Linked DNA regions of Homo sapiens: regions 2 and 3 are each linked to region 1. A link is a contact called in ENCODE Hi-C data. All regions are on one chromosome and are shown on one strand. Each heading gives the region's core, a stretch centred on a gene start or an enhancer-like site at or near the end of the contact. The rest is flanking DNA. Distances are from core to core; before and after follow the strand shown. Region 1 holds the start of HELLS (helicase, lymphoid specific). Region 2 holds the start of MYOF (myoferlin). Region 3 holds the start of TCTN3 (tectonic family member 3).

Region 1 (3,600 bases), core at 1,079-3,578:
AGGTGGATTAAAAGGTAGGTCATAGATGGATTAAAAGGTTTTCTGATTTGCAGTTGGTTCAGGAGGTGAAGCTTTGTCTAAAAATTTGGGGAGCTGGGTGTGGTAGAGTGTGCCCGTAATCCCAAAATTTCTTTCCCTTTGACTTGGGAGGCTGAGTGGGAGGATGGCTTGAGCCCAGGAGTTTGAGACCAGCCTAGGCAATATAATGAGACTCCATCTCAATTTTTAAAAATTAAAAAATAAAAATTTGGGATCAGCAGAAAAGAATGCTAGCTCTGCTTGTGTGTGTGACCTCCTCCAGGCCCCTAGGAATAAATTTAGAACAAATGAGGCAGCAGAGTGCCAGCACATGTGTTTGGTGGCGCTTGGGGTTTCTAAAAAACAACTCAGAGACATGTGTTAAGATATTATCTCTAGTTTTTATAAAGGAACCAAACATCTCCTGAATCTAACTTCCTGGGCTGTTGTTTTAGGCTACCATTACCTTCTTCCTTATCAAGTTGCTTATTTACTTGTCAGGGCTAGCTAGGTTCCTGGAATTTCCCTTGAAGCAACTCAAGATTTCCCTTTATTCCCATGGTTTTTTTTTTTTTTTTTTTTTTTTTTTTTTTTGAGACAAAGTGTAGCTTTATCACCCAGGCTGGAGTGCAGTGTTACAATCTCGGCTCACTGCAGCCTTGACCACCTGGGATCAAGTGATTCTCCCACCTCAGCCTCCCAAGTACTAGGACCACAGGCATGTGCCACCACAGCCGGCTAATTTTGGAAATGTTTGTAGGGGCCAGGCACAATGTGTCACGCCTGCACTCTCAGCACTTCCGGAGGCCGAGTTGGGAGGATCCCTTGAACCTAGGAGTTCGAGACCAGTCTAGATAACATGGCGAAAAACCGTCTCTACCAAAAAACAAAAACACACAAAAACCCCAAACCAACAAAAATTAGCCTGGAATGGGCTAATGTCCGACACTAAAATGTCCGGGCGTGGTGGCACGCACCTGTAGTCTCAGCTACTTGCTAGGCTGAGGTGGGAGGATCAACTGAGCCCAGGAGGTGGAGATTGCAGTGAGCAGAGATCGTGCCATTGCACTCCTGCCTGGACGACAGAGTGAGACCCTATCTTAATAAAATAAAATATAGAGACTAGGTTTCGTTTCTATTTTTTATGAGACGGAGTCTCTCCCTGTTGCCCAGGCTGGAGTGCAATGGCGCGATCTCTGCTCACTGCAACCTCTGCCGCCCAGGTTCAGGCGATTCTCCTGCCTCAGCCTCCCGAGTAGCTGGGACTACAGGCGCCTGCCACCGTGCCCGGCTGTTTTGTATTTTTAGTAGAGACAGGGTTTCACCATCTTGGCCAGGCTGGTCTTGAACTCCTGACCTCGTGATCCACCCGCCTTGGGCTCCGAAAGTGCTGGGATTACAGGCGTGAGTCACCGCACCCGGCTTGTAAACTCTTAAATTTTGTATAGACACAATCATACAAGTTGTGGGAGTCAAAATGAAGGAAACGGGTGGTTACATGGTAGGTATATTTAATGCCATACATCTTAAGAAATTGGAGGTGGGAAAGGGAGCCCTGGAGAGGGAGACAAAGGAAATAGTTGAAAAGGAATGCAAACAAGAAAAGGAGGAATTGAAAGCTGAAGTGAAAACCAGGGACAAGAAAAGCTCCGCTCCTTCCTTCACTGCCCACTCGAATGAATGAATCCTGTTTGGTTTCCTGAATCTTCCTTCTGCTGGCCACTCCGCTTGGTCCATCACTTCTTTCAGCTTGCCCTTATCCTAAACAGCTTTCTTTAACCCAGTCATAATCTTAATTTCCTGTTCCTTCTCTCTCCCGTCCCACCCACAAAAAAGCCCTCCTCTTTGTCATTTTGGGGGATTTTTCACTTAAGATGTGAGCCGCGCGCTGCGGGTGCGGCGAGGCTGGCCCTATAAAAATGTTTCTGTTTCTGACATCCTCGTGCAGATACGCAGACGTCTCTACCTACAGGATCATGGGCTAGCGGGTGCTCAATCACAGCAGCCAGCGTTGGAAGGCGCCTTGCAAAGTATTAACAGCACTATCAAACTTTAATTGCGTAGTTCGGAACCAGATATGTGAGGAAACTGGGTTCTCCACGATCGGCCACCTCGCCCAATCTCACAGGATAGTTACAGGCTGAGTTCGGCAGCGGGACCCAGTTTCCTCCTGAGAGAGGTCCAGGTAAAGGTTTACGGTTGCCACAGGTCAGTCCTGACGAAAACCGCAAGCTGCGCCAAATCTCGCGCAGCGGGGCGGGAGGGCGGGTGGGGAATGTAAGGTATCGCGAGATGACAGGATTTTCCCGCGAAGGAGAAGCGCGCTTTTTTCCCTGGCGGGGGATTTGGCTAGAAGGCTGGGCCGGCAGCGGTTGTGAGGAGTTAGCTCGCGGCATTGCAGGCTCTGAGAGGAGGGGACCCGGTTCCCGGGTGAGTGTCCAGGCATGCCAGCGGAACGGCCCGCGGGCAGCGGCGGTGAGTGAGGAAAACCTTTTGGGCGCGGGTGGCAGCCTGCGGGGCTGAGGTGGGCAAGCATGGAGGCTGCGGCGGAGTTTCGGGGAGGGAGCCGACCCCGGGCAGGGACTGAGGAGGAAAGGAGGGTTGGGAAACTGCAACGGTGAGTGGAGGACACCCCGGAATCGCACGTATTAGCATGCCGGTGAAGATTTCACATAGGCAACTGCATTTTCCCGAGCATCCCGAGTTGTAAACTGTGGTCCAGGCGACTTGTAGACATTGTGAAGACTTACGGTGTCTTCTGAGAGGTGATGCTGGCGTCCCCTCGGTCTTCAGCTTTTGCTCCAGTGCATCTCGGGTGGGAGAAAGGCTGTTTCTTGTTGGAGTTGAGTAGTTGGTAATTTTTTTAAAACTGCAATTTGAAAGCTTTCTCCCCCGTCAGGCTCGGAGGCTCCAGCAATGGTTGAACAACTGGACACTGCTGTGATTACCCCGGCCATGCTAGAAGAGGAAGAACAGCTTGAAGCTGCTGGACTAGAGAGAGAGCGGAAGATGCTGGAAAAGGTAATTTAGGCATCAGGTTCGTCGTCGTGAAAGCCTGTGGTAACCTCGGCTTTAACCCGGAGGTGTGGTTTGTGTTCTTTGCTTTCCTATTTAGTGGGCTTTTTAATAACTGAAAGAAAACAGCTTTATTACTTGTCTTTTTTGTATGTTTACAGATATTGCCTTTGAGAATCCTTTCGCAAGTGCTTTGAATGGTGTGTTTCTATGAGATGTAGTCTTGGTAGTCCCATCACTTTTAAATGAGCATTTCAGATTGCTTGTTTAGCCATGAAAAGTCTTTCAAAGTCCATAGTGAGTTTTTTCGTTTGTCATCCTTATTTCCTTTAAAAATTACCTTAAATGTATGTCTCATGGCAAACAGGAATCGCTAAAACCTGCAGAAGTAATGTACTAGACTGAGGGCAGGAGAAGTTAGCATCAATCAAAGGCTGGGCTGGAATCCAAGTCTAATGATTTCCTTATACTGTAGTGCTGTTTTCCACCTAAGTGATCAACTTGCTGTTTGTTTTTCTTTTGGTTTCATGGCCTGTGTATTGCTACATAAGATTCTTTAGCTAAAAA
Region 2 (3,718 bases), core at 560-3,059, 1.1 Mb before region 1:
GAGTGCAGTAGCATGATCTCGGCTCACTGCAACCTCCTCCTCCTGGGTTGAAGCAATCCTCCTGCCTCAGCCTCCCGAGTAGCTGGGATTATAGGCATGTGCCACCATGCCCGGCTAATTTTTGTATTTTTAGTAGAGATGGGGTTTTGCCATGTTGGCCTGGCTGGTCTCGAACTCCTGCCCTCATGTGATCCACCCACCTCAGCCTCCCAAAGTTCTGGGATTACAGGCAGAAGTCACCACACCCAGCCAGCCAGCTTTGAGTTTCATTTCTTTCATTTTCTTGCTCATCCTCAGAGAGAGAGGTTTAAGAAGAGAAATAAAGGGGAAAAACGGGAAACAGAAAGGCGAAAGGTATAGATGCCTCAGGAACTGACAGGGAGTAGCAGTCAGGCTCCTGGAAGAAACGAGAAATGTAGCAAGGCATGGTCAGGAAACACATGTCTATCCATGCTCCCACTCTCTCTGCCTTTCCCTCTCTTTCCCATCCCTCTTGCCAAGAAGTGAGTTGGCAGTCTTACCAATGACAAACAAAATAGATAAAGCCTCCACACTGAGATTTAGAAACCCCACTTTAGCCAAAACTAAGTCACTTACATCAAATTGTACCATGACACCAAGCATTCCTGTCCCCTCCCCTGCAATGGCAATCAAGTGTCATAGAAAAATAGCCTTTTAAAATTACCATGAGCCTTTTATTTTTATTTATTTTTACACCCAGGCTGGAGTGCAGTGGCGTGATCACGGCTCACTGTAGCCTCAAACTCCTGGGCTCAAGCAATCCTCCTGCCTTGGCCTCCCAAAGTTGGCTCAGGGTTGAGGAGCCACTGTGCTCAGCCAACCATGAGGTTTTTAGAGATGATCTTGTCTAAACCCTTCTCGCCTGTTTTGCAGAAAAGAAAATTGAGATCCCAGAGAAATGAAGTAACTTGCCCAAGGTCATTCAGCAGGCAAGATAGAACTAGATCCCCAAATTGCAAACTAGCTGTCCAGAGTTCTTTCCTCAATGAGCAATTTAAAAGCTACAGAATGTACAAAAAAAGCTCCCCAACAGTTTAGATATAAAAACAATTACAAAGGCACAAAAGGGCAGGAAAACTCAATAAAACTATGAACTTCACCCATCCCACCTCCCAGAAACCCAGTGACAATCAAAGCAGCGTCAGGCTGGTTCAAGGAGTAATGGTGTCTCCAACAATTTAATTGCTCTTCTTCCTCCTTTACCCATTTCTCACAGGCAGAGAAAAAATGCATCTAAGACTACTGAAACTTACTTTGAACCAATACAGATGTTTGTTGATACCTGAAATTTAGTGATTCGCAAATACGTTTTCTGCCAAGAGCTTACAGAAATCACACTCTTAGAGCTAAAACATCAGGTCATTCCATGAGTCTCAAGCCCTGGAGAAAATTAAATGCCTTCCCCAGAAACGGGTCCTCTCCCCTGTCCTGCGCAGGTAACAAACGCTGCTGGAGAGACTTGGCTTCATCAGCTGTCTAAATGCAGACTTTTCAAGAAGGTGACTCAAGAAACTAACATTCCAAAACAGGACTTCAGAAAAAGAAGAAAACTTTTTCTTACCCTTAAAAATGACAGAAACAATAGGATCCGGCTTGCCAAATTTCGTTTTAGGGATATTGCTGGCAGATTCCACAATCACTCGCAGCATGGTTCTTAGCTGGTAGAAAGCAAGTTTCAGCAAACGAAGTGGAGACTAGGGCGCTGGAGCTCCGGGTCGCACCGCCCTGGGAGAGAAGTTCTCTCCCAGTGAAGGGAGGATTTCTCCCAGGGCAAGGAAGGGGAAAAGGCAAAATGGGTGGACCTCTGGCGGATTTTACTGAAGGCAACGTGTAAACTGATACCGAACTCCCCGCGTCTACGCAGTGCCGCAGGCACAGACTTATGAATTCGGGAAATGTGGAAGTGAAAAGGACAAACCCTAAACTAAAAATAATTCCGTGCGACAAATGAAACCAACATGAATTTGGAGCTAAGAAATACGGGTAGGTCAGGAAACCACTAAAATGTTGCTGCCTTTTAGCAATGGTTCGTGAAACTGAATTAATTGATTTTTCCGTCACTGCTTTCATTCTTTTCTGAGTTTCAAGGAGTTTTAAAACTTTAGTCATTATTTGCTTTTGACTTTTCGCTGTTACTTCTCACGCCATTGAACACACCCACTCAGTAACCCTATGTTCAGCTTTTTTAAAGCAGCTAAAGGGTGCCTCTTACTGGACGGCAAACGAATGACAGCGTTTATTTCAAGTAAACGCGATCCAGGCATGGGATATATAAATAATTACATATATGTATAAATAATTATATATATATATATATATATATATATATATATATATATATATATATATATATATATATAAAGGACTGAACATAGAATTTCTTCAAAACCCCTTCAGAGGTGAGAGCTGGGCGCCTAAGTTTTCCCGGCTCTTCAAATGCTGCCAATTGCCTTCAGTGAAAATGGAGAAGTGACTCCCCACTGTTTCTGGACCTACAGCTGCCCATGGTGTCTTTCTGTCCCAGAGGGTGCATGAAGACAGTGCAGCTTGGCTGAGATCACAAGAGGCGGCCTGGGGTTAGTCAGCCAGATCTGAGTGTGAGACTCTGCCTCACCACCCTGAGCTACGTCATCTTAGCAAGTTTCTTTTCTTTTCTTTTCTTTTCTTTTTTTTTTTTGACGGAGTCTCGCTCTGTCACCAGGCTGGAGTGCAGTGTAGCGATCTTGGCTCACTGCAACCTCTGCCTCCCGGGTTCAAGCGATTCTCCTGCCTCAGTCTCCCGAGTAGCTGGGACTACAGGCGTGCGCCACCACACGCAGCTAATTTTTTTTTTTTTTGTATTTTTAGTAGAGACGGGGTTTCACCATGCTGGCAAGGATGGTCTCGATCTCTTGACCTTGTGATCCGCCCGCCTCGGCCTCCGTGGCTTGAGCTTTACTGGCTTGAGCTTTACTGGCTTGAGCCACCGTGCTGGCGAGCAAGTTTCTTAACCCCTCTCTTCCTCAGTTTCCTCATCTATGAACTGGGGATAAAGGCTGTTATAAGATAAAGGTCATAGCATAGGAGCTGGCACAAAGCACACAGTAATTTGCACATGTAAGAAGTTCATGCTTATTTGTGGTCTCACAGCGTTTCTGTTAGTGCAGGCTGACTTTAAATCAGGATCTCGTTATATTTCAGAAGAAAAGGCTAAAACTTGGGATGAAGAAACATTGGGCTTCTTTTTGCTTTAGAACACACATCAAGCAGACCCACCTGTAAATAAACATTTCAAGTACATTGAATAAGCATGACTTAACCTACAAGAATTCTTCTGTCTCCACGAGTTTCTCCAAGGCTTAAAGCAAAGAACCAATTACCCAGTGCTGTGTTCATTATTGTATTTAGTGGACATGTTGGCAGTTTTAGTGGAATATAGAGATTATTACTTTTATTTTATCTGGCTGCTTTCTATTTGCCATTTTTACTGTGAAATATATTTACAGAAAAATGCATACTACATAAACGTGACAGTTTAACAAGCATCCAGGTCAAGACAGAACATTGCCAGTCCTCCAGAAGCCCCTGGAATACCCCATATATCATATCCACCTCCTTCTCCCAGAGGTAACCACTCTCCTGATTTTTTTTTCTTTTTTTAGATGGAGTTTCACTCTTGTTGCCCAGGCTGGATTGAAGTGGGGTGATCGGCTCACTG
Region 3 (3,783 bases), core at 121-2,620, 1.1 Mb after region 1:
AAGAGGCGTAGAGATTCAAAGGACAAAAAAAAAAAAAGTTTAAAAAAAAGAAATGGAAAAAAGGCCAGAATAAAAGCCAATTCTCAATAAATGTTAGACCAAGCTTGTCCAACCTGCAACCCACCGGCCGCATGCAGCCCAGGACGGCTTATGAATGCAGCCCAACAACACAAATTTGTAAACTTTCTTAAAACATTTGACATTTTTTTTGCTTTTTTTTTGTTGTTGTTTTTAACTCATCAGCTATCGTTAGTGTATTTTACGTGTGGCCCAAGACAATTCTTCTTCCAATGTGGGCCAGGGAAGACAAAATATAACACTCCTGTGTTAGAAAATGAGAACAACCAACATGTTTCTACTCACAGTTGTTCACATGGACACAAAACTGCCTGATTCCATTAGAATCCATGAAAACTCTTGAAGGAAACGGGGAATTACTCCTGAAGATAACAGAGTTGTCTACACAAACCCAGCTTGAAGACCTGTGAGGAAAGAGGAGGGAGAAGATATATTTAGAAGGGGCGGGGCAGGTCCAAAAAAGAGTGTCCCAGCAATATCGGCCAGATGATGCCAAAGAGGACTCCTTGGGCACCTATAGGACGACACGAAGGTCTTATTCTACTGGCCAGCCCTGCTCTAGAGAATCAGAAAAGGCAATTCCTAGGAAAAACCAAGGGAATGTCCTAGGAGTGGAAGTACGGGTGGGAGGCACAAAGACTAACTCTTCTTACATCCAAATGTTACCCGTTGTAGGCCCCAAACCCCTTTAGGATTCAGTCTGAGCAACGAAGCTCACCTTACGCTGCCTGGAAGGCAGAAGGAGAAAACTGTCCTCGGATGGAGAAGATAGCAGTCCCTGTCGCAGCAGCAATTTATATCGCAGGCTCCAGGAGTCAAGTCACAGACACAGATCGGTAAGACTATGAAAGTACGACACAGAGTGAGTGGGATGAAGATCCCCAAACTCTCCCAGGTGCTCACCCTCCTTCTTCCGACAGCCCCACTCCTGCTTTGTGGCAGCTCAACTTTGCTCACAGAATTTTAGATCTCAGAAGTAAGTTTCCACCCCCACAACGTTTTCCCTCACCTGGGAAGAGGTCCACAGTCCTATTCCCAGGGGCCGAGGGAGTCACGAGAGTAGGGACCACTGTAGGGAGTCCAGGCACGGCCGGGCGAGTTGCAGTCGCCTCTGAAGGGGACTGGAGGGTTCCGCCATCCGTCCCTCGCTGCAGCTCCAAAGACGTGGGCACTGCCCCTGATGGGGAGGAAGAGGGCTGAGGCCGGACGCCATCGGGGAACACCAGAAAGAACACTTGCAGGAGCGCGAGCTGTGGGGTGCGCATGGGGCATTCAGGGCCTCCGGGTCCGACGTAGGCCTCCGCGGTCTCCAATCGCATTGCCAGAGCGTGGGTGGGAGGAGTCGCATAGCGTCTGACGCCATCCGCGTGCCTCTTCTCATTGGCTCATGAGAAGGCTGAGAGCTCTTCAACCAATCGAAAGTGGGGTTGTTACAGCTCTTTCAGTGTCCTTCGGTCTGCGCCCTCCTCCTTAACGCGGGCCGGGCCGTGCCTCCGTTGCCTGGCAACCGTCAGTGACGAAGAAGCCCTTGCGCCTTCCTTCCGCTAGGTGGCGGTAGGAGTTCGGCGGACCGAGAGGTTCCGCGCCCACTTCGCGGCCCAGAGGACTGAGCCCGGCCTCCGGTGCAAGGAAACCCCAGAGGCCGGAACTAGAATTGCAAATTTTTTTTCACCCCGGATTCCAACGGTGAGAAACCCTTTCTATGGAAGAATAATGTTCTCAGGTGGGGGAAACACACCTAAGGTCACATACCTTAAAAAACAGTCTCCTCTAAATATGGCTTTTTTAAAAAAAAAAAAAACACATTAGAAATAATGTTCATTCAGCTCCTTACATTTTAACATTGAGAAATTTTGAAAACCCTAAAGAAATGCATCAAATCATTAAAGATGGACTGCATGTTTGTTGTTAGAAAAAGCAGTGAGAGAAAAATAAGAAAAAAGGGCAGGAAAAATGTGAGAAAATAGGGAGAGAAAGAATAAAAAAAAGAAACATTGTCTAGGAGGTGAGAAAATAAGATGGAGGAATGGAAATAGAAGATTTTTTTCCCCGTGTTAATGGCAAATTTTTTAAGCCTCTCTAGGAGGTTTTTGTTCTTCCCGGGAATGGCGTGCCTCTTCCGATTCCCCACAGCAGCGCGGGCCATGGGACTTTCCTTCGGTATTGGAAATGTACCGTAGCTGCACTGTCCAGCATGGTAGTCACCGGCCTTATGTGGCAATTGTGCGCTTGAAATGTGGCTAGCGTGACTGAGGAGCTGATTTTTTTTTTTTTTTTTTTTTTTGAGACGGTGTTTCGCTCTGTCGCTCAGGCTGGAGTGCAGTGGTGTGATCTCAGCTCACTGCAACCTCTGCCTCTAGGATTCAGGTGATTCTTCTGTTTCAGCCTCCTGAGTAGCTGGGATGACAGGCACGCGCCACCACGCCCGGCTAATTTTATTTTTATTTTTAGTAGAGATGGGGTTTCACCATGTTGTCCAGGCTGGTCTCGAATTCCTGACCTCAAGTGACCCTCCCGCCTTGGCCTCCTAAAGTGCTGGGATTACAGCTGTGAGTCGCTGTGCCTGGCCTGAATTTTTAATTTTTAAATTGTAATTAATTCAAAGTTAACCACAGACGTGAGTAGCTACCATATTGTACAGTGGGACTGTAGATGATCAAAATATTGCTCCTCCTAGACCCAGTATTTTCCTATGTCCACGGTTCTGACATCTGGATTATTTTGGATATTTAGTTTTAGTATATAAATTAACATCTGTTAAGAGTTATCTAAAATCTAGTACACTTACCTAAAATCTGGTCAACACCTCCCTTTACAAGTGAATCATTTAACTCAGGTAAGTTTTAGGACATTTGACTTTACTTGAATTCTCTTACAAGATCTTTATTTTCTAATGTTTTGAAGTCAGTAGCTAAAAGTCTCTCTGTGTTATAAATATTTTCAAATATGTTTTTATGTTGTTGTGTGATAGACAGCTATGGGAGATATGTGTTTGGTCTTAAAACATTTATTTACCTTATTAGTAATTTCTATAGGAAAAGGCCAAGTTCATATTATTCAGATTATATGATCATATGTATATACTAGAATGTAAATTCCAAAAATAGTGAGTTTTGTCTGTTTTGTTCATTGAAATATCCCCATGCCTAGAACAGTGTCTGGGACATGTTAGATGTGCATTAAATATTTTAAAAATATATTAAAAATTGTTTTGTTGAACTCTTTAGAATTAATCCTTAGGAATATTTTTAGTTTATTTTATTTCAGGATTGTATTTCTTTCTATAAAATTTCTTCTTTTTGCAACCAATTTACCATGTAATGATCTTTCTATAAAATTTCCATTGTACATCTGATCAGAGACTATTTTAGATTTCAAAGTTTGGAATTTAAATGGCAACTCTCAAATAGTGTTAAATTATTTCTGAATTTATTAGCGTTGGCAAAAGACTGTTGGTTGAAGTAATTTTAGAGATGAGTGATAAGGAAGTAATGTTTCCGGATCTTTTTGAGTTGCTTTTTCTTATTTTTGAATTTTAACACAACTTTTTTTTAGAAAAGTTATTTTTTTCTCTTTTGTTATAGTTAAGCAAAAAGATTATTTGTATTGCTGTTTTTTAAACTTGTTTTATTTATTGATTTAATTAATTAATTAATTAACTTATTTGAGAGAGTCTTGCCCTGTCACCCAGGCTGGAGTGCAGTG

Evidence for each region. A loop is a pair of places that touch in the nucleus more often than their neighbours do. Pooled maps may share reads with other maps.
Region 2: a pooled map shows a loop between it and region 1 (8-fold over the local background). The contact joins the promoter of MYOF here to the promoter of HELLS in region 1. A Hi-C loop is called at or near these places in 1 of 168 maps with a recorded cell type or tissue (CD8-positive, alpha-beta T cell), 2 of 37 single-sample maps with no recorded cell type and 8 of 50 pooled maps.
Region 3: a map of CD8-positive, alpha-beta T cell shows a loop between it and region 1 (6-fold over the local background). The contact joins the promoter of TCTN3 here to the promoter of HELLS in region 1. A Hi-C loop is called at or near these places in 2 of 168 maps with a recorded cell type or tissue (CD4-positive, alpha-beta memory T cell and CD8-positive, alpha-beta T cell) and 5 of 50 pooled maps.

Annotation. Positions count from the first base shown.
Region 1 is chr10:94,543,460-94,547,059 of GRCh38, forward strand. HELLS (helicase, lymphoid specific) reads left to right here and starts at 2,329. Exons shown (of 22, transcript NM_018063.5): 1 at 2,329-2,493; 2 at 2,918-3,039. The coding sequence starts at 2,463. RefSeq lists enhancers at 1,385-2,009, 1,423-1,472, 2,010-2,634, 2,635-3,258 and a silencer at 2,183-2,262.
Region 2 is chr10:93,480,525-93,484,242 of GRCh38, forward strand. It overlaps MYOF (myoferlin), which reads right to left and starts at 1,810. Exons shown (of 54, transcript NM_013451.4): 1 at 1,583-1,810. The coding sequence starts at 1,670.
Region 3 is chr10:95,692,557-95,696,339 of GRCh38, forward strand. It overlaps TCTN3 (tectonic family member 3), which reads right to left and starts at 1,371. Exons shown (of 14, transcript NM_015631.6): 1 at 1,088-1,371; 2 at 797-920; 3 at 364-482. The coding sequence starts at 1,343. It also overlaps a transcript of ENTPD1 not described here. RefSeq lists enhancers at 1,076-1,355, 1,830-2,331.